Regions from separate parts of the Mus musculus genome. Here regions 1 and 2 are each linked to region 3. A link is a contact called in ENCODE Hi-C or POLR2A ChIA-PET data. All regions are on one chromosome and are shown on one strand. The core of a region is the stretch at or near the end of the contact, and the rest is flanking DNA. Distances in the headings are between cores, read along the strand shown. Region 1 holds the start of Ddt (D-dopachrome tautomerase). Region 2 holds the start of Gstt2 (glutathione S-transferase, theta 2). Region 3 holds the start of Susd2 (sushi domain containing 2).

Evidence for each region. Hi-C counts contacts between places; a loop is a spot of excess contacts on that map. ChIA-PET counts read pairs that join two places held with the same protein, here RNA polymerase II (POLR2A).
Region 1: POLR2A ChIA-PET joins it to region 3 with 17 read pairs in embryonic stem cell. The contact joins the promoter of Ddt here to the promoter of Susd2 in region 3. POLR2A ChIA-PET finds 5 or more read pairs at or near these places in 4 of 5 experiments (Patski and embryonic stem cell).
Region 2: a loop to region 3 is called in a map of heart, with 2.2 times the contacts of the local background. The contact joins the promoter of Gstt2 here to the promoter of Susd2 in region 3. A Hi-C loop is called at or near these places in 1 of 37 maps with a recorded cell type or tissue (heart). POLR2A ChIA-PET finds 5 or more read pairs at or near these places in 3 of 5 experiments (all embryonic stem cell).

Annotation. Positions count from the first base shown.
Region 1 is chr10:75,771,927-75,775,583 of GRCm38, forward strand. It overlaps Ddt (D-dopachrome tautomerase), which reads right to left and starts at 1,448. Exons shown (of 3, transcript NM_010027.1): 1 at 1,290-1,448; 2 at 812-987. The coding sequence starts at 1,397. It overlaps Gstt3 (glutathione S-transferase, theta 3), which reads right to left. Exons shown (of 5, transcript NM_133994.3): 5 at 2,196-3,084. The coding sequence ends at 2,887.
Region 2 is chr10:75,833,175-75,836,777 of GRCm38, forward strand. It overlaps Gstt2 (glutathione S-transferase, theta 2), which reads right to left and starts at 1,707. Exons shown (of 5, transcript NM_010361.2): 1 at 1,001-1,707; 2 at 478-565. The coding sequence starts at 1,112.
Region 3 is chr10:75,641,723-75,645,257 of GRCm38, forward strand. It overlaps Susd2 (sushi domain containing 2), which reads right to left and starts at 2,286. Exons shown (of 15, transcript NM_027890.5): 1 at 2,152-2,286; 2 at 741-948; 3 at 403-554. The coding sequence starts at 2,221.

The DNA.
Region 1 (3,657 bases), core at 198-2,697, 130 kb after region 3:
CCTGGCGATCGTCTGGCACCAGGGTGGTTGTGCACAGGGCTGACACCCTCAGGTTTCCATCTGTAAAACTGGCCCAATACAGTTATCTATGTCAGGAAGCTACCAAATCTGCCCTGTGCTGTGTGCACGAGCATTACCGTTAAGAAGTATTGTCCCCTCAACTAAAGGACAGCATTTGAGCATCCAACAAAAGCAGCCATTACCAACTTTCCTGAGCCCACTAGGACTCCATTTTGGAAGGCTCTTTCAAACTTATCTCCGTAGTTCTTCACAGGCCCGCTCCAGCCTCAGGAATATGAGACTCTAACTCTGCCTCAGAATGTAAGGATGGGGAGGGGGGAGGGGAGGGTCACCTTGTGGGGGAGGTCTTTTTATCATCCAGCAACTCTCCCGGAGCCTTATCTAGTTCAAAGGTTATCTGCCTCAGGACACAACCAGATTCCCTCGGACCAGCCTGGAAAAGTTCTCCCTTAAAAAACCAGACCCCCTGGTTCAGTGACGGTGAGGAGGCCACTATCACAGTGGTTAAGAGGGTGCCTAAGTAGATTCTCAGTACACACAAGACTACACTGGGGCTTCCCAAACCATCCTTTCTCGGGGCTGTAGAGAGTCGAAGGAATTGAAATCTTGCTAACATTCTGATCACAGACCCACCATTCCAGTGCCTGAGGAGTCCACCTTCGTGGACAAGGACACTGAGTGCTTTCTGGAACCAGCAAATAGTGACACCCCCCCCCCCCCCAACCTCATACAGAGAGACTGAGTCCTGACTCCAGACGCACAAATACGTTCCCTCACTGGCCCTGCATACCGGTCCTGGTCCAGGGACAGCTCCTCGGTGAGGAACTTGAAGAAGCTGGCGCTGTGAGTGCGGTTCTGCTCCGCGGTGCCCACAACCCCGATGGAAGAGACCAGAAGGTGAGCACAAGGCTCTGTGGATTTGTTCATCAACAGGGTCATGCCAGGTCGTATCGTAACGCTCACGCGCTGCAAGGAACACAAAAGTTAAATCCTGAAGCTTGGGCAGGGCATGGCTGGTGTTCAGAAGGGGGCGCGCCAAATTCTTAACGTGGGGGTCCGAGGGCTCCGGGTCTGGGACACTGCCCAGGATCCTTGGGAGTCAGTCACGTCAGGGTCACGCCTGGGAAAGACAACCAGGAAGGGATCTAGGAAGGGAGGATAGGACACGGAAGGTCAGAGGTTACCAGGGGAGTGGGGTCCCTGGGGATGGGAACGGGTCATTGGGAGGTCCGACCCTAGCCCACAAGTTCTCGCCGACCCTCACTCACGTCTTCGGGTTTGTCCAGGATGGTGGCTGTGGCCGCACACAGCCGGTTCTCCAGCCCCGCGGGTATGCGGCTAGCCGGCAAGTTTGTTTCCAACTCAACGAATGGCATGTTAGCGGGAGAAGAGTGGGATCGCCAAACGGTAACTGCACCGGGTGAGCTGTGGGAGCCAGTAGAGGTTCCAGAAAAGGAGCGCGGGGAGGGGCGGGGAGGAGGCGGGGCCAGGGAGGCGGGGCCGGGGAGGGAGAGCACAGCTCTGTTTCTCATTGGCCAGGCAGACTCGGCCCTTCTAGATTGGCTATCAGAGATACGCCTCTTCCGCTGTCACGTGTGCCGGCTCCAAATTACTGGTCCCAGGTTCACTACCTTTGGCCCTCCCAGTCGGCAGGTGGCTCTGTTTTTCCCTCTGAGCGTCCCAGCTAGTTGCCCACAAGGCATACATTTCTATAGGAGACTTAAAGGCTTAAAGTTTCTTAAATGATTGTGATCATTTCAAACTCAGTACGGGAACCGCACTTCTTTTGAACAATCTTGAGACCAAATAGCACGTGAGGTGTGCTTAGGCAAGACCCTAGGACAAGGGCATCTCTCTCTGGTCCCTAAGATACCTGAGTTTGTAAACTCTTCTGTCAGGGATAAATCATTGTCCATTAGAGAGTGGTAGAACTACTTAAAACAAACCAATCTGGCCGGGTGGTTGTGGTGCAAGCCTTTAAAACCAGAACTCTGGAGGCAGAGGTAGGCAGATCTCTTGAGTTCTAGGCCAGCCTGGTCTACAGACTGAGTTCCAGGACAGCCAGAGCTACACAGAGAAACTGTCACACACACACAAACCGAAAAAAGCAATCTGTCCAATTACACATAGGAAAGTGTGCATACTAAAGGATCCAGAAGCAAAACCATTACTCTTCTGTTAACAATGTATTTATTAGGTAAGGCACATAAAAGACGTCTTATGGCACAAGATTAAGTAGCTTGACAGTTTGGAGCCGGAGACAGGTAGAAGGCAGCAGTCAGGGTTAGAATGCTTGGGACAAGAATTTGGAAAGTCAGGACATACCAAGCAACTTCCACTCCCACAAAGGAACCAGCCCTGCACCCCACCTATGGCAGGAAGCAAAGACGCAGAGGACAAAGGTCTTTCACTAGTCAATCCCCGTCTCTTGCATGTATTCAACTGAGAGATCATAGATCCTGCATGCCAAAACTGAGGAAGGGAGGCACCAGGGTTGAGGAGCACAGAGGGTCACGTGGTACCAGATATCAATTATATGTATATGTGTATATACATGTATATACAAATATGGCTTGGAGGATGGGGGAAGGTTCAATGGTTTGTAAAGTTTCAAAGAAAAGGAATATGGCCAGATACGTTTCTCCCAAGTATTTTCCTGGAGCTCTCTCCAGAAGTCAGATAAGAACTGATGTTACAGCACAAGCCAGGTGGGGACACAGAGGGAACACAGGTGATGCAGAGAGGAAATTGCGGACCAGAGACCCTATGTCCTAGTGACAGCCAAAGAGCCAGACAGCCTCATCTCTTCGCTTGCACGGCCCCGAGTTTCCCTTGACCGTCTGTCTCCCAGTTCGAGCTATTCCCTCAGTGTAACAAACACTGCACAGAGAGCTTCAGCTTCTCTTTCAAGGCAGGGTCCATCAAGGGAGGCATATCCTTGGCCTTCAGGACAACTTCATGGGCCTCCTGGAAGAGGCTCTCCCCCACTTCGGCTTCTACTCTCTGACGCCAGGCAGCCAGTTTGGGTCGGCTCTCAAAGATTTTGCAGCCAGCACTGACAGGCTGTGGGGAGAAGGAGTCAGGTAGAGGGGATAAGTTCCACAATCTACAGGCAGCATGCCTGCCAGTATTTCCCCCACTATGTTGTCCCTTCCCCCACCATGTGTGAAGTGCCTCTTGATACCCCTATAGAAAGGATTTATGAGAATTTACTTTGTAATGATATGAATAAGTGACTGTTCGAAGCTCAGTCATAAATTGGGCATTTTATGTCACTACCTCCCAAGACTTAGGACATACTGGAGAAGACAAAGAATATACAAGCCTGAATAAAAGGGAAGGGAACCTGTGGGAACCCTGGCTTCCAGGTATGGAAAGGCGTGGCATTTAAATATTATTGGGCCCATTAGCATCCTGTCCTGGAAGGATGAAGGACACATGAGCGTCTCATCCCCTCTCTGAGGATGATGGTTAGGAGGAAGGGACGATTTCTTCAATGGCCACTTGGTAAGGTGTCCATGCTCCTGAAAACAAATCCTCACCCATTGTCCTGTAAGACACACACACAAAGAGACACAGACACAGACACAGACACAGACACACACACACACACACACACACACACACACAGTAGAA
Region 2 (3,603 bases), core at 457-2,956, 190 kb after region 3:
GTTGTTTTGTTTTGTTTTTTAGCTCTCTGACACTAGACTCTAATGGGAGAACCAAACAGTCTGTGAGCCCTGACCCTTTCATTGGTCTCCGGGGCCAAGCTTTGGCGGATTAAACAGGACATCTAGGAAGTTAGGAGAAGCCCTTCCTAGTCCTTTGTTGAATCTACATTTTTTTTTCCCTAACCCTTGACAATCGTCCCCTTGTCGCCTTCCAATACCCCTCAATCAGGATAGGGAGGCCTGGAGGGGGAGGGGGGGAGTCCAGCAGATGAAACAGGACAGAAGCAAGGGACATGCTGGATCAGCCCTCTAGTCTTCCAGGACCCCTTCCCACAGAGTCTGCTCTAGCCAGGCCCCCTCACAGCCTAGGGTCGGAGTCGGCCAGGGCCCCGCCCCGCACCCCACTCCAACGGAAGTGGGGCGGCCAAAGGGAGCCGGAGGAGGTAGTGAGGGCTCTGGGTATATTTACAGCTGCACCTTTCGGTCAACACGAAGCTTCCGTCTTTGAGTACAGGAACTTTGTTTAAGCAGTTCACCTGGGAGAATTGCTCGCTCATGTGCTGCCCTGGGAAGGAAGAAGCCAGAAAATGCGTGCAAGGACTCAAGCAGTATTCCTATTTTCCCCTTTCTCTTTGCAACCAGAGCAAGGTCGAAACGGCCAAAATCCGGATGGGCCGGGAACCAGAGGCACAGAGGTGGCTCAGCTATGTGTCTCTTCCCTGCAAAGTCTCCGGAATTTTGTGAATCTAAACACTGCGTGCCTTCAAAGCAGAAACTGTAGGAATCTTTCATTTTTCTCCCCACGTCCCAGGACAAAAAGTCTCTCTTGTCAGAGCGGAAGTTACGTTTAAAGAGGGCTCTGAACTGACTAAGACCACTCCAAAGAGAGCAGAGCATTCCTTGGTGGACGGCGCTGGGGGTGGGGGGGGTCAGATGATGGGGAGATTGTACCCAGGCAGAATGTGAAGGACTGACATGGTCTAGGGGTAAATGTGCCAACCTTTGAGTATATCCACGGTACGCGTCTGGAAGGGGATGCCATTCTTCTTGGCGAAGATGTAGACAGCGCGGCTGGGTTGTGACAGCAGGTCCAGGTAGAGCTCCAAGCCCATTGCCGGTAGCGACACAAGATGGTGTGCCGACTGCGTTCGATAACAGCAAGCTGGGGTCCAGCACAGCCTCAGTTGGCCAAGCCAAACGATTTCCTCCTCTGGATAGCTGACACCTGCTGATCTTGGGGAGGGAGACGCTTTGGAGGACTTTATACCAAAAGCAGGGCTGAGGTGCGCGCGCACTCAGACTGACTTATGCGATTTGCTCCAGCGGACCGTGGAGCCAGGAATCCAGCCCAGGACCTTAGTCTCACCCGGACGCGGAAATGGCCTAGCTGGGCTTTCGTGGACCCAACTCAGAGTTCTGTGGACGTAGTCGTTTGCGGGGAACTAGACCGCTCAGCTCCTAGCTCTCAGTTACTGCAGGAGGGGATCTTAGAGGCTGATCGCTGATCCTTCTTTAACGGGTGAAGCTTGTTGCAGGCTGCTAGAAACTTTGCCTTAAGGAAGAACTGTGGTTGGTCCAGCTGCCCCGTGCAAAACAGGTCGTCTAAGAACACTGGACCTCCCCAGATCTGTGAGGCTGGGCAGCAAAGCTTGAAGGAGTCACAGGACCACCTCTCTCGCCCGCCTCCAACACTCTCCACGGTAGCATCTTCCGATGGGGAAAAGAGGTGCCCATTATCACTGGCTTTATCTGAATCTTTTAGAGTAGCTATAGCCCGTGGGCCATATCGGGCACCAGAATGTTTCCCTGGGCGTTTTTCTTTTTTTCTTTTTTCTTTCTTTCTTTCTTTCTTTTTTTTTTTTTTTTTTTTTTTTTTTTGACATTGAGGGGTAGGGGTCTTGCTATAGCACAGGCTGGCCTCAAACCCTTCTGCTCCATTGATTCTCCTGTCTTAGTTTCCTGAATGTCTGGGACTCCCAGGTGAGACCTATCCTGCCTGGCTTTCCAGGGAATTTATGTTTGTTTGATTCATTTGGTTGGCTATTTTTTGTTTTGTTTTGTTTTGTTTTGTTTGAAACAGGGACTCATATAGTCCAGGTTGGCCTCAAATTCGACTTCATTTTCCAAGTGCTTAGGACTACAGGCATTTGCCATAGAACCAGTCTTACCCTGTGAGTTGATAGCTAGGAGCTGTGGTAGCCAGTAGGCTCAAACCGAGCTCTCTCAAGTGGCCCCTCCCCTCGCCCCTCCCACCGCCAGAACCGTCTGAAGCCAAATTGCCCTTTTACCTAAATAAGCTGGTGTTGTTTTTTGAGGAAAAGGATTCTGAAAAACACAAAGCTGTCCCCAGAGGAGCTTCTTCTGCAGCCCTGCACCGCACGTGGCTCTGCTCGTGCAAATTCGGTAGGGAGAGCATGTGATCCAAGATGACTGTACCCACCCAAGCCCTCTGATGTGATTGGCCCCTAGAAGTCTCCTGGCCTTGTTTATTTCACGTGCTTCCCCTAGGTCAGACATCCTCTCTCACGGGATCAGATATGGCTCTTGAATGGATGGACCCCTGAATCCCGCCCCGAAACACCCCCCCCCCCCCCCCCCCGGCTTTCACCCTGCAGACTCAGGTACCTGCTTCGCTACTCTCCGGAGAGTCCCCTCCCACACTGGCAAGGAACTGGTTTGGCTGCCTCACTCCCCTCTTCCATCTCATCCTCTCTTCCGGCTTCTTAACCCCTCCCCCCCCCCAAAAAAAGGGCTTCCTTGAATCTTGACAAAAATACCCCTTTTTTTTTTTTTTTTTTTTTGCTACCCTCCCTTTTTGACTGGTAATAGTTTTCATCTTGATTGTCAGATACCTAAAGCCAGAGTGAGTGGTAGTTTGAATGAGAAATGCCCGCCCCCGCCCCACCTCCCCACAGCCCATAGTTTCCTGCGTTTGAACCTAGTGTATGAACAGACCCCAGCTGGTGGTCTGTTTTGTGTGGGTTATGTAGCTTTTAGGTTGTGGCACCTTGCTTGCTACAGGAAGTATGTTGCTCATGGCAGTGGGGTTTGGCAGTTTATACCCTGGGCCACCTAGGGGGAGCCTATCTGACAAACAGGACAAAGAAAATCAGTAGCTAGAACCTGGTTTCATGACACAGCATTTGTTTAGCATCAGTGAACCTAGCCCTGGATTCAACCCTCCACACCACAAAACAAACAAAAAAACTGAAGAGAAGCCAAGGTTCACAAATCACACCGAACGGTGGTTACTGAAGTGGTGGGAATAAAAGTTGGAATGGCTGACTGCCAGAGAATAGTTAGTCTTCAAACGTGTTGACCTCATTCTGTGGAAACAGCTAATTTGTTTGAGGAAATTTTGTTGTTATTCATTGAGACAGGGTCTGTCTATATAGGCTGGCTGTCAGGGAACTAACTATGTAGAACAGGCTAACTCTGAACTCACAGAGATCCTCTTGCTTCAATCCTGGAATTAAAGGTGTGTACCACCATCCTGGCCTCTGGCTAGGTTTTCTTAGCTCTTCTCATCTTTTAAATTATTATTGTTACATACATATGTGTGTATGTGCACAGATTATATAAACCTGCTAGCTCTATTTTTTT
Region 3 (3,535 bases), core at 1,036-3,535:
GTCCCTTGGGAGGAAGATACCATGGCCGGGAAAGATAAAGGGTCTTTCCTGCAGAACTGAGGACCCAGGCCAGACCACGCCTCTCATCTGGCCCCTCCCCAGGCCCTTGCTGAGGAACCATCAGGGGGCTGGGTCTGAATCAGACCCCCATGGCTCCAACTCCTTGTGGGCCAGGACTCTGGTCTAGATGCCAGTGGTGGAGTAATGAATGACAGCAACCCTCGCCCAAGGGACTGGTTCAGCCAGAGCGACAGGTAGGCAGACTGGGTCTAGTATCAGCGCACATGGATTAGCATTGGGGAAAGTCCCCTGGCCTGGGGTTGCAGATAGGAACCAGGGCCCAGGGAGGGTGGAGTCTATTAATTTAACAGCCTAGACTGGTTTGAAAGAGTGAGAGCTCACCAGCTAGCCAAGTGCCTGCATGAGGGAAGGAGCGGCCATTGTCCATTGATATGGTGAAGGGAATATAGCCGCTTTCATAGAGCAAGGGTGATATGCAGTGCACTTGATAGAAGTCGTCGACATAGCCAAGGGTTTGGATACTCTCCTTAAACCTGAGGGACAGAGATGGGTGGAGGCAGCCTGAGCCAAAAGCTATGGAAATGGGTTAGGCTAGGTGCGCCAGTGTTCTCCTGCCTGCCCTCGGTCCCAGGGTGCTACCTCCAGCTCCCCCACTCTATGCTTGGGATTGAGCGTGTAGGAGCCCTAATGACCTAGCTGTTTAGGTCCCCACCCCCCACCTGCAAATGACCCCATCAGTAGGGTCAGTCCACTTTAAATGTTGCACCACGAAGTCTTTGCCACCCATCATGGACCCTGAGGAGGGTAAAATCTCTAGGCAGTAGTCCAGAAAATCTTCACAACAGGTGCCAAGGCCCGAGCAGGTTGGGTGACAGGAACAGAGTCCATCCTGTGCCCCGCAGCGCAGGGAACAGCTTCCCTGGGCACCTGGAGAAGAAAGCCCCGTGTCCCAGGGTCAGCTGCCTGACCAACAGGGCCCGTTTCCCCTGGAGCCTGTGAGAAGCGTCCATGAGACAGACCAGGGATTGCTATGGCTACCAAGTGGCATGGTGGAAAGCCACCGGCTCTGTGGGCGGGGCTCCATTTTAGCACAGGTAATGGAGTGGCTTTGTGGGTCCTCACAGCTAAAAAAGGGTCCCCGTGCTTTCTGATAGGGTACATAGTCACCAAGAGTCCTACTGAAGGCCGGGGAGGGAATGGTATCTGGGTTGAGCTTGTCCCATCTCTTTCTGGGGGTGGGACACAGTTGAATCTCAGAGAGCCCCACCCTCTGAGAAGGCAGCCAGGACACTCCCTTTTTAGGGGATAGGAGGGGACATTCCAGTGAGGGTTGCAGCACAGTGTAGTTGGGAATACCCCATAGAAACTGTGGAACATCCTGTCTAGGCCTAGCTGTTCAGCCCACTTCCTCTGTGGGCTGTGGAGACCTGTGGTAGGGCTGTACTTCAGCCCCAGAGCTGAAAAGTGGAGACTGGGGTGAGGTACAAATTCCCAGGCCAGACCACACCTTCCCCAGACCCTTGATGGAGATCCACCAGGAGCCGGGCTGCGGTCTAAGCCATTAGACCACCTCACTAAGCTTATACTCCGGAGCAGCAATAAATATTTATCGGCTAAGGTTTAACGACTGCAAGGGGTGTGGGAAGATGCTTCAAGATGCCATGAGATAAAGTACCAGAAGGGTGGTGGCACTTGTGTGAAGCAGGAGACTGCAGGCTGGTTAACTCCCAGCTCAGCTCAGGGAAAGGCCATGGCTCTAGGCTCATCCTTCCTGCTAGACTTTCTTGGTTGCGCCGAGAAGGACCAGCACAGGGACAGATGAGAGGCAGGGGGTTCCCTGTGTGATTGCACCCTTCACAGAGGCTGGGCTGCAGGCTCTGGTCTTCCGGGATTCCCTCCCAGGCCCTTATGTGAGTGCAGAATGAGCTTGGTTCAGACCTCCCATCTCCACCAGAAGTGTCTAGATCCAGGAGCCCCCCCCACCCCCCCAGTTTCTTCCCAGTACTCCCCAGTGTAGTCACAGATGGACTGCCAGATGGATAGACAGCTGAGCCCAGAGGGGTGTCTGCTTAGGGCCTGGCTGATCAGGCAGATGAACAGGGAGGTCAGAAGGACAAAGTGGGGGCATACCTGCTGTGAACCCGGGGCCTGGTATTGTTGAGAGCAGCATCAAAATCCAAGGCAGGAGGGCCAGCTTCATGGTGTGCCCTGTGTCTGCAACCAGCAGGCAGCACAGTGGCTCAGAGATTTGCAGGGCAGGCTCTTGCCTGGCTGGCCAGGCCCCGCCTCCTGACCCCGCCCAGCGTTCTGCGGCATCACTCCTCCCCTCCCCTGCCCTCCCCGCCCCCTCTCAAAGTCCACAGGTGCCGATAGACAGGCAGAGCCCGAAGTGCCTAGTTAGCACATTCTTGTAGCATCATCACAGCCTTGGGACCCTGTGTGAGAATGAGGGGCTGGAGCGTCCAGATGCTAAGACCTTTGGCACCTGAAGCGGAATGGCGAGACAGCTCAGACCCTGGGGTCACAGTCCAGTCTTGTGTGTGAGGTTTCTGTTGGTTGGGTGGGAGAAGTCCTGGCCCCTTAGGGCAGACCTAGACCTCTGCTTCCCCTAGGGAGGTGTTGCTAACACACACTCAGCCTGACAGGCGGAGGTGGAGAAAGAATTAATCTGTTTGGATTTTAAGCACATAGCATGGACTTGAGACTGGGTCATTTCTGATGAATAGCCAGCCAGCTTTAGAGTCACTACCGAGACGGAGGAGCCCAGGGCTGAGGCCAGCCTAGCTCCAGTGTTGTCAGTTGGGGAGCTAACAGATCCTGTTGAGGGTTAGAAGGAAGGAGCCTGGTGGAGACCAGCTACTGGCTTCTGGGAGACCTTGATACTAGGGTGACTCATGAAGGACCCCAAAGCTGGGACTCTCTCTCACTCAGGGATTGTCACCTGGGCTAGACATCAGGACAGGGGATCTGTAGTGTTTCAATGCAGACACACTGGCTAGCCTCACAGGGGAGGAGGTGCTCAGGTGGCTGGCTTGTGAACCAAAGCCATCTGATCTGTGATTCTCCTCTGGTCCTGGGTCTCAGCCAGCCTATTGTTCTATGGGCCTAGTCCCCTCTCACTTAGAATGACTACCCAGAACTAGTCGGGGCTGGAGGTGACAGTGTCTCCCACGAGTATCTGAGGAGACCCGAGGTATAGGAGTGGGAACCAACTACCCCTAAGGTAACCCTGCCCCTATTATACCTGCAACCCCATAGGTGGATTTGGTTGAGAAGTCACCACCTTCCAGGGGAAAGAAAATCTACTAAGCCACAAGGGGCTCTATATGGGTGCTTTTGTGTGCACACTGAGGTCCTGTGGTGGTAGCAGTCGATGCTAACAACCCAGGCCCAGGATTGCGGTAACTCCCTACCCTGAGAGGCATGGGTAAGCAGAGGGGTATGGCTAAGTGACTGCTGTCCCCAGCGTCTTGGCTGTCCAGATGGCTGGCCTGGTAAGGACCCATCCTGGGTT